Linked DNA regions of Homo sapiens: region 2 is linked to region 1. The links are chromatin loops, found by intact Hi-C in ENCODE. Cell type or tissue: GM12878. All regions are shown on one strand. Each heading gives the region's core, and the rest is flanking DNA. Links, peaks and the distances in the headings are about the cores only.

What was found. Peaks named below come from ENCODE experiments on the same cell type or tissue, not always from the same donor. Only the 100,000 strongest peaks of a DNase experiment are listed, where the experiment ranks them.
Region 2: it touches region 1 in a loop (1.9-fold over the local background); 3 of 110 quality-filtered maps call a loop at or near these places.

Annotation. Positions count from the first base shown.
Region 1 is chr5:119,019,188-119,024,488 of GRCh38, forward strand. DMXL1-DT (DMXL1 divergent transcript) reads right to left here. Exons shown (of 3, transcript NR_134250.1): 2 at 890-1,053. Among named protein-coding and RNA genes, the nearest start is that of DTWD2, 33 kb to the left of the region's middle. In GM12878, for the core only: a CTCF peak has its summit at 2,948 (motif pointing right); a DNase peak (open chromatin) is centred at 2,942.
Region 2 is chr5:119,218,189-119,223,489 of GRCh38, forward strand. It overlaps DMXL1 (Dmx like 1), which reads left to right. Exons shown (of 44, transcript NM_001290321.3): 36 at 2,284-2,405; 37 at 2,752-2,893. Among named protein-coding and RNA genes, the nearest start is that of MIR5706, 66 kb to the left of the region's middle. In GM12878, for the core only: no CTCF peak of the experiment used is centred there; a DNase peak (open chromatin) is centred at 2,545.

The DNA of each region.
Region 1 (5,301 bases), core at 262-5,261:
CCCAGCACTTTGGGAAGCTGAGGTAGGTGGATCACCTGAGGTCTGGAGTTCAAGACAAGCCTGGCCAACATGGCGAAACTCCTTCTCTACTAAAAATACAAAAATTAGTCAGGTGTGCTGGCGCACACCTGTAATCCCAGCTACTCAGGAGGCTGAGGCAGGAGAATCACTTGAACCCGGGAGGCGGAGGTTGCAATGAACTGAGATTGTGCCACTGCACTCCAGCCTGGGCGACAGAGTGAGACTCCATCAAAAGAAAAAAAAAAGAATGCTTATAATTCCATTTCCCACTAATTTTACTATATTTTTCCAAGTTTCCAAAGAGATAATGGTTATATTATACAAGCAACATAAATGTTTTTAAAACCTTTTTGCAGGAGGAAGTTTAAAAATCACAAAATTGCTAAAGCAGATGTGGCAATTACCAAAAAAACAAAAAAAAAAAGAGGAAGTTTAAAGAAAAACTAAATATAGAAATAATGTTAGACTATTAGATGTTAGAATGCATGAGTGGAGTTATTGTGGCAGCCACATATGGGAAATCTTAGATTTTACATTTTGGGACATGTTCTGCACAATACCTCTATTCACTGAAAATGCCATTATATGAGCGTATGATGGATGATTGATTTTGTTTATTTTAGGAGAGATGTGAGTGTAGTTTAACAAAAGCCCAGAGAATAGTAAGTTGAAATGTTTCTCTTCTAGATATCATGTTTCTCTTCTAAAATACTCTTTTTTGTTAAAAAAATCATTTATTCTTATATTCATATAATAGCTTTTGAATACAAGCTCCAAAATTAAAATTAAATACGGTAACAAGTCAGCTGACCACAGTTAATTTTGCCCCAAGTCATATAATTACAGTCTCAATTGACTCGTTATTTACCCTTAGAAAGTCACTCCAAGCTGGCTGTGGTGATTCGTGACTGTAGTCCCAAGTACTTGGAAGTCTGAGGCAGAAGGATCATGTGAGTCCAGAAGTTGGAAGCTGCGGTGAGCTGTGATTGTGGCACTGTACGCCAGCATGCACGACAGAACAAGACTCTGTCTCTTAAAAAAAAAAAAAAGTTACTCCTATACTAAAAACACACACAGTGACCCACAACTATTACATAAAACAGACTAATAATTGAAGATTGAAAAGATTCATACTCCGCTATACATATATTCAGTTAAACCAGAATTATTCTAAAACAGTATAATCCATAATGTGGAAGATCAGTAGTGTATATAATCCAGAATAGTCCATAACCCCGAAAGAGAAATTAAGGACATGCATTTTGGTAAGATATGAATATTTGACATCCTGATAGTTCATACCTCCTTAAAAAGATGAAGGTATATTATGAATACTAAAGATCTGACTAGATAAGAGCTAAGTTTTACATTCTGGCTCCTAACTACAATGTTTATTTTCTTTCTTCTTTTTTTTTTTTTTTTGAAGGAGCCTTGCTCTGTCACCCAGGCTGGAGTACAGTGGTGTGATCGGCTCACTGCAACCTCCACCTCCCGGGTTCAAGTGCTTCTCCCGCCTCAGCCTCCTGAGTAGCTGGGATTACAGGCCCCACCACCATGCCCGGCTAATTTTTGTATTTTTAGTAGAGACAGGAATTTCATCATGTTGGCCAGGCTGGTATCAAACTCCTAACCTCAGATGAACCACCTGCCTGGGCCTCCCAAAGTGCTGCGATCACAGGCATGAGCCACCGTGCCAGCCATCCTAATTACAATATTTTCAAATAAAAAATTATGATAAATAATCTTAAATAGTCTGAAATCAGCTCTGCTATAGATAATTCATAAAGGCTGTCCAGCCCATTTCTGGCTCCTAGTCCAGTTTCCTGTCCCCATACTCCAAAGTCCTCTTCCCAAGACAGAAGTTCTTGATTCCCTGCCTGGCTTCAAGCTTTGGAAACAGTGCTGCCTTTCCTCAGGTAGGACAGCCAAAAAGTTATTTTTTTATTATGCTTTTTTGTATTTTCTAAATGTTCTATAATAAACTATTTTAAAACTCAGTTTTTAAGAAGCAATAAAAATATTGTAAGGGATTTACATTCAATTTGCAAGTGATTCAGTAATAAGTGATATGTGATCTTGCCATTTGTTGCATCCTTGTTCTGATTTCCCATAACAATTACCATATTCATAACCTAGGCCTTCCTGGTTGGAAATTGTCTTGTTCCCTCTGCCACCACAGAGGACTTAGAGCCCTTCACTGAGCCCTGCCTCCTGCCACTCTCATCTGTGGAACTGGGACCCTGTTAACTAACGGCTTACTTCTCCCATATTGCATGCCATAACAACACTCATGCTCAGGTTATCCTGTTACACCTGTGTGAACCTTCCTGCTAGGAACCGCTTTTCTGGCTCACCACTACTACCTGTTGCTGTTTTCCCTAGAGACCAAGTTCTGTAAGTCTTGAGGAGGTTGCAAACTGATGGTGCATAGGGCAAATTTAGCCCGCTAACATATTTGGTTTGGCACATTCAATGTTTGAAATGTTTACATTTGAATGTCCTTAGGCCAGACATATGTTCCCCAGTTTGCCATAGCCTCCAGTACTCCCTACTGTATATCTGCCCCTTTACTGGTTTACTTACTTGCTTGGAACATGAAGTCATTTGAGTTAGATCCTTAGGGAGAGAGTCCCTCCACTATCCCTACAGAACTTACCATCTCAGCTGGGCTCTGCTTATCTAGTAACTCAACAGAATGTCTAATTCTAAGTCTCAATTTTGCCTAGTCTTTCTGGCTCCGTTGATGTCAGCAAGTCCATTGTGTGAAATAACAATACTGCCTCAGTTGCAAGAAATTGAGCTAGGAAGATGATAAGATATTGGATGCTACTCTAGACTTACTGACTTGTTTACTACATCCCTCCAAATTATAGCTGTTCTCTGAAGAAATCTAAAAAAAAAGAAAGAAACTCACCAGAAGAGGGAAGCAAAGAACAGCCCAGATTTGCAGAAACATACAAATCTGATGGCTACTGAAGTAAGCATTACTGCACTTATTGATGACTTTAAGCAACTATCACAAGGATGGATGTTCATTGCCCAACCTTTCCATATGTAGTAGGTCCAGAAAATGCGCCCAGCCCCAGGCCCACATTCACTAAAGGATTGAATAAAGGATTCAATCCTTTATTCTCTACTGCATATTGAGAATTTGTTGAGTTTGAGAAAACATAGCATATCAGTTAGGGGAAAAGTTGGAGGAGGAAAGAGTCCAGATAGGGAGAACGTTGAAGGAGAAGTAAGAATAGAATAAGAAACAACCAAGCAAGCATGCGTGTAAGTAAAGAGGAAGGGAGGGGCCAGGCATGGTGGCTCACAACTATAATCCCAGCACTTTGGGAGGTCTAGTGGGAGGATTGCTTGGAGCCAGGAATTCGAGACCAGCCAGGGCAACAAAGCAAGACTGTAACTCTACAAAAAGAATTTTTTTAATTAGCCAGGCATGGTGGAGCACACGTGTGGTCCCATCTACTCAGGAGGCTGAGGAAGGATGATTCCTTGAGCTCCTGAGTTCCCAGGAGTTCAAGGTTACAGTGAGCTATGATCATACCACTGCACTCCAGGCTGGGTCACAAAGTAAGACCCCATCTCTGGGAAAAAAAAAAAAAAAAAAAGAGGAAGGGAGGAGGAAAGGCAGGGGAGCAGGAAAGCAAGTTAACAATTTATTGAGCATGTACACATGTGTACTTGATCCTTTTATAGATATCATTTCATTTAATGCTCACACCTTACTAAAGGTCACAGGGGCTCAAAGCAACAAAGTTGGAACGTATGTGAAGCCAAATATGTGACTCACAAGTCCATGCTCTTTTGATAACACCACAACTCTCTCAAAGGTGATTTATTTTAATCTGTGCAGCAAACTTTTACATAAGAGGTAACTCAACAGTACTTCACATGAGGAATAGATAAATTTAACTTTGAAAACAATCCTGTGAGGTACAGTTGGCCCTCCTTATCTATAAGTTTCACATCCACAGAGTCAACCAAACATAGATCAAAAATAGTTTTTAAAATGAAAAATAATACAAATGTTAAAATATATATATAGAACAACTATTTACATAGCATTTACATTGTATTATGGATTATAAGTAACCTAGAGATGATTTAAAGTATACAGGAAGATGTGCATAGGTTATATGCAAATACTATGCCATTTTATATGAGGGACTTAAGCATCAGTGGCTTTTGGCATCTAAAGGAGTCCTGGAACCAATCCTTCCCCTGATATGAGGGAAGACTGTATTGTGTTTTCCATTTTCACAGATGAGGAAACTAAAGGTCACAAAAGTAAAACATCATGCTGACAGCCAAGGGCTCTTGCAAACATCTGCAGTATCACTGGGTGTGTATGCCACAGGCAGAAGGGTTACCCCATTCTCTGGGCATCTTGCAAAGAGGTGAGCTAAGTAGGGCCAGGGTGCAGCTGGATGCATAACAGGGCTGTGCTTAAAGAGAGGAATCCACCCCTGTTCCTCTCCCCTTTATAGGGCAAGATGAAAGTGGAATTATGAACAAGGGACATAAAGTCTGGTCTGGGACACTAAATGGTCTGAATTTGGGTGCCAGTCATCTGGCAACACTGCTTATTAGTTCCTATGGAAAGTTGATTTTGGTCACAGCTCTGCCCACTGGGAGAAAAGGAGCAACAGTTACCAAGACAAGTTGTTTCAGACATAGCCACTTTCACTGGCAAAAGGAGAGGAGGCCCCAGCTTCAGCTAGTTCATCCAAACAACCTAGAGAGAACTTCTAGTGTCAAGAAGTCTTTAATCATTCATCAAAAATAGTGACAGAGCCAGGACTTGAATCCAGGTTTCGTTATCTCAGAATCCAGGTAGGAGCTATAAAGCTATTCCTTCATAAGTGAGGGACAACAGCCAAATCCAATAGCTATAGCAAATTTGAGGTTGTTTCACATGACTTTAGATTTCAGTTGTTCAAATGGCAGGTGAGTGTCAAACAAGGAAATGGTTCCAAGAGAATGATTCAATCATAACACCCCAGACACGGCTAGGGACATGAAAAGGAAGAACTGGGAGGAAAAGGGTACCTCAGAGATTAACAAAGGAATCACTCAATTGTCTTATTTATTTATTTGCTTACTTTATTTTTACTTTAAGTTCTGGGATACATGAGCTAAACGTGCAAGTTTGTTACATAGGTATACATGTGCCATGGTGGTTTGCGGCACCTATCAACCTGTCATCTAGGTTTTAAGCCCCCCATACATTAGGTATTTTTCCTAATGGTCTCCCTCCCCTTTCCCCTCACCCCC
Region 2 (5,301 bases), core at 207-5,206, 200 kb after region 1:
CAACATTGTGAGACCCTGTCTCTACAAAAAAAAATTATCTATACCTGCATTACCTGCTCTTTCTTGAAGAAAATATGATTTAAAATAGTCTGTGCTATAAAAGAAACTAGTTGTTTTCTTCTTGAGGGTTTATATATAAGTACTGGTAATGAATAGCTATTCACATATATAAAGTCTACAAGTTACTGTCTATGAATATGCCTGTTTAATTTTTATTTCCCCAGATTTGCTATTTTTATTTATTTTATTTTATTTTATTTTACTTTATTTTATTTTATTTTATTTTGAGACGGAGTCTCGCTCTGTTGCCCAGGCTGGAGTGCAGTGGCGCGATCTTGGCTTACTGCAACCTCTGCCTCCCGGGTTCAAGCGATTCTCCTGCCTCAGCCTCCCAAGTAGCTGGGACTACAGGTGTGCACCACTACACCCAGCTAATTTTTGTATTTTTAGTAGAGACGGCGTTTCACCATGTTGGTTGGCCAGGATGGTCTCGATCTCTTTACCTCGTGATCCGCCTGCCTCGGCCTCCCAAAGTGCTGGGATTACAGGCGTGAGCCACTGCACCCAGCTGATATGCTATTTTTAATATCCTTACTAAATTTGCAGCTGAGAAATAATACCTCTTGCTTTAAGTTGCATTTTTTTAAATGCCATTGAGATTTTTTTTGCCATTTGTTTAGTTGGGAACTACCTGTGTCAAAAACTATGAAGGGTCTCAGATTTTACCTTAAATTAAAACTAACAGTTAGCTTTCTGTTTCTGTTGCCACAGAAACAGTTCTGTTTGAGGCAGGCAGTGGATTGTTTAAACAGTCCATTTAATTGATCCATTAAACATTTTAGTGGATGCTGTTAGAAGACATACGACTCTTGGATCAGAGACAAAGGACAGTTTATGTCTAACAGCAAAAGCAATAACCAGAAAATCAGCACTTTACACTGGTTGCCTGAGCCACAATTTCCAGAGAATGACGGGAAGAGGGCCAGATGATACCTACCTTACCTACACACATAGTAGGTTATATTACAGGAGAGGATCTCTGAGTTTAGGGGACCCAAATCTTTTATAATCGATAGTAAGCATACTTGCCCTTTGCTCTGGAGGGAGAGACGATAGTTATACAAACATCCTGGCAATTATACTGCAGAAAAAAGGGCAGACATGACTCACTTATAAAACATGCAGAATTTGGGATACCCATGGAGAATAACCACCCAATAATCTAGCTATATCATTTTTTCATTTATTTCTAAGGTCTCAGTTTTTTCTTAATAGTTTGTGTTAAAATCTAACATAACAGTAATGGTAATCCTATTTTCTCTTTGCTGTCAATATCTTCCTGTTTTCTGTTTCAAAGATACACATTTAATTAATTAATTAATTTATTTATTTATTTATTTATTGAGACAGGGTATCATGCCTGGTGCCCAGTGCTGTGGTGCAATGTCAGCTCACTGCAGCCTCGACCTCCTGGGCTCAAGCAATCGTTTCACCTCATTCTCCCAAGTAGCTGGGACTGCAGGTGCATGCCACCATGCCCAACTAATTTTTGTATTTTTTGTAGAGACAGTGTTTTGCCATGTTGCCCAGGCTACTATCGAACTCCTGAGCTCAAGCTGTCTGCCTGCTTCAGCCTCCTAAAGTGCTAGGATTATAGACGTGAGCCACTGCCCCCAGCCAAGATGTACATTTTTGATTCATAGGCATTTAAAATTTCATGTCATTTAACCTTAGCAACTTTTCATTTGTGATCTTTTTCTGGCATACTTCTCCCACTATATTTCTGCCCCTACACCTTTTTTCTGTGACCCTTTCCCACTTCTTTTTTTTTTTTTTGCCTAAGATTGAAAAGCTTTAGGAGAAAGTTTGTTTTATTTAAATAATTAATAATTATGTTTTTAGTTTGGAGTTCCTTATTGCCCTCACCTTTCTGTACCCTACAGGTTCCTATCTTTTTCAGCATCTTCCTCCACATTTCTGAATTGTGCATACCTTAGAGCGATCATAGCATTCTAGCAGTCTAGAAAAACAGTACTGGGAGAGGAAATAAAATGCTGCATGTATTGCCATTTATACTGGCTTTCTATTGGATGTACTTTTCATAGAACATAAACGTATCTCCAAACTGAAGCTTATTATTTCACTAAAAGTAAGAATGCTGTATATCCTGTACTTTAGTTATCACTGCTAGAGGTTATTTCAAAACTACCATTTTCAAAAGCAGCTCATATACTATCTCTTTTGCCTATTGCTTTTAAAATTACCATTTGACTTATTTTTCAGGCAAATAGAAACTGCATAGCAATCGCTTCCAGTCATGATGTTCAAGAACTGGATGTTTCTGGAATTCTGGCCACACAGGTCTACACTTGGGTAGATGATGATATAGAAGTGGAAACCAAAGGGTACCTTCATAGTTTGTTTCTATTTAGTAATGTTGCAATATGAGTGACTATATTTACTGAACTAAAACTTTCAAAAGATTCTTTAAAGCAATGTATAGATTGTAAGCAGAGTAGAAGCTGATGTGCTAAATGAGGGGTGGCAAGAGCTTTAAATAAGGGAACTGAGAGAAGAGTAAGTGAAGGGAACAGAAATTGTTGAGGTATGAGGTCATTGTGTGTGAGTTACAAATAAGAGCTGAAGAAAATTAATTTTAAAGGGAACTATAAATTCAAATTTTAGACCTTTCAAGTGTAAAAAAGAAAGAAATGATGAGTTGTTTTTATTCTGGTTGACATTCCTTTATAGATCAGAAGATTTCTTGGTTATACATGCTCGTGATGATTTAACAGCTGTTCAAGGTACAACTCCATATACACATAGCAATCCTGGCACTCCAATCAACATGCCATGGCTTGGTAGTACACAGACTGGCAGAGGAGCATCTGTGGTATGTAAAGTTAAAAATAAATTTAAGTTATATGTAACTTTTATTTTTCCCTCTAGGTTAATGGATAAAGGATGATTTAAAACATTTTTCTTAATTCCTAAAGTTTTAGTAAGTCTTACATGTTGGAAATTGTAAATTTTGATAATGAAGACTAGTATGTTTTCATTTGAAAGGGTAATAATAAATTGTTTTAAAAATATACTTTGCTTGAAAACCAAAGAGCTATATTTTAATTAAGAATTATTTGAAACATGGTTCAGATCAGGCTTCAGCAAGGTGTTCCCCATAGATCAAATATTACCCATGACCTGTTTTTATATAGCTAATATGCTAAGAATGGTGTATACATTTTAGTGAAATGGTTTATACATTGTTTTTTCAATAGTTGAAAAAACAAACATAGTATTTTTTGGCACATGAAAATTACATGAAACTGGATTTCAGTGTTTTTTTACAAATAAAGTTTTATAGGAACACAGCCAGTCATTTGTTTCCATTTTGTCTGTGGATGCCTTCACACTACAGTGGCAGAATTGAGTATCTGCAACAGAAAGTAAATGCCCATAAAGCCAAAACACTTGCTATCCAGTCCTTTATAAAAAAAGGTTTGCTAACCCCTTGTCTAGGTATCTTTTAATGGATATCAATTAATAACTATATCCATATTAAGTATCACTTTTTTAAATGCCAGGACAAATATTCTTTTTTTTTTTTTAACAAAAACAATATATAATTTCTTAAGTTAAGCAAAAAGCAATATAATAATGAACTGAAACATAATTTTTCTGTAGTGTTGGAGGATCTTTTTTAGCCCTGATTACCTAGAGATGTGATTCATATTTGTACTTCCAAGCCTTTATTATTACGTAGGTTATAGGAACTAATGAACGGATTTGAAGAAGCAAAGAAAGGTGGTAGGGTTTTTCAGAATTTCATAAGTACTGTAGAATGCTTTCCTTGGCCAAAAAAAAAATTATTTTTCATTAATTAGTATGAGCAATTGTTCAAGTAAAATCTGAGTTATCTTTAATAATACCTTGTAATATTTTGTACCTAATGGAGTTCCTTTATAGTTGCTATAACCTTATAATTTGCAGTATCTGTTGTAGTTGTTATTTACTCGTATTTAAACATTCTTCAGATGAAGCTTGAGATCCAAAAAGGTCAAGTGGATCAACTTATGTCACTTTGTTAAATGTATGGTAGAGCTTGTTTTAAAGCCCTCTGTTCTCCTTAGTTCAGTGATTTCAAGTAGCAGTGTTTTAAGGATTAAAATGAACTTGAAAAGCAATCTAGTAATTATTCAAATGAAATGACTTGCTCAGTGGTGGTTAAATAATTTTTCCAGCTGACAGATATGTTACAATTCATTGGTAAAACTTACTGATATTATATTCTTTTAAAGGAGAACTCAAAGGGAATATATGCCAAAGAAGTGCATAGGACTAATAGGCACTTTTTTGAATTCCAACCTCAGAGATTACAATATAGTTCTTCCTGTAACATCTTTCTTGTTGGTCTCTTCCTACTTCTATTCTTTACACAGCAGCAGCCAGTTACTCTTTTCTAAAACATCATTCAGGTTGTCACTCGCTTTCTAAAAAATTTCAGATTTCCCAATACGGCTTTTAAATAACAAGTCATTAATAGGGCCCTACAAAATTTAACCTTCTGCCATCTCATCTCCCTTTATTCTACATCTGATTCTCTTTGCTGTAATTACACTGGCTTCTTTCTGTCTCTTGAACTTATTAAGCTCATGGTTATGTCAGGAGCCCTTGACTTTCCTTCTGCTTAAAATGCTCTATCCCTCTGTTGTACCATTCACATCTCAACTCAAATCCCCCCACATTTCCCTGGCTTCCCTAATTAAGGCATTTGCCCCTACCCACTCTACCCCCAGTCACCTTATATTTTATCATCTTTATTATCCCTTGCGCTTACCAGTTATTGAAATTATTCATTACTTAGTTGTGTTTTTTTTTTTTTTTTTGAGATGGAGTCTCGCTCTATTGCCCAGTCTGCAGTGCAGTGGTGCAATATTGGCTCACTGCAACCTCCACCCCACAGGTTCAAGCAATTCTCCTGCCTCAGCCTCCCTAGTAGCTGGGATTACAGGCATGCACTACCATGCCCGGCTAATTTTTGTATTTTTAGTAGAGATGGGGTTTTGCCATGTTGGCCAGGCTGGTCTTGAACTCCTGGCCTCAAGTGATGCACCCAGCTTGGCCTCCCAAAATGCTGGGATGACAGGCATGAGCCACCGTGCCCTGCCTTAAGTTGTCTTTTTTATATGCCCTGGAATCTAAGCTCTTCGAGAGCTTGGATTCTGCCTGCCTTGCAGATTGATGATTTCTAACTAGAATGGTATTGGACGTATAGTAGGTGTTCAGAAAAATGTGTTTATA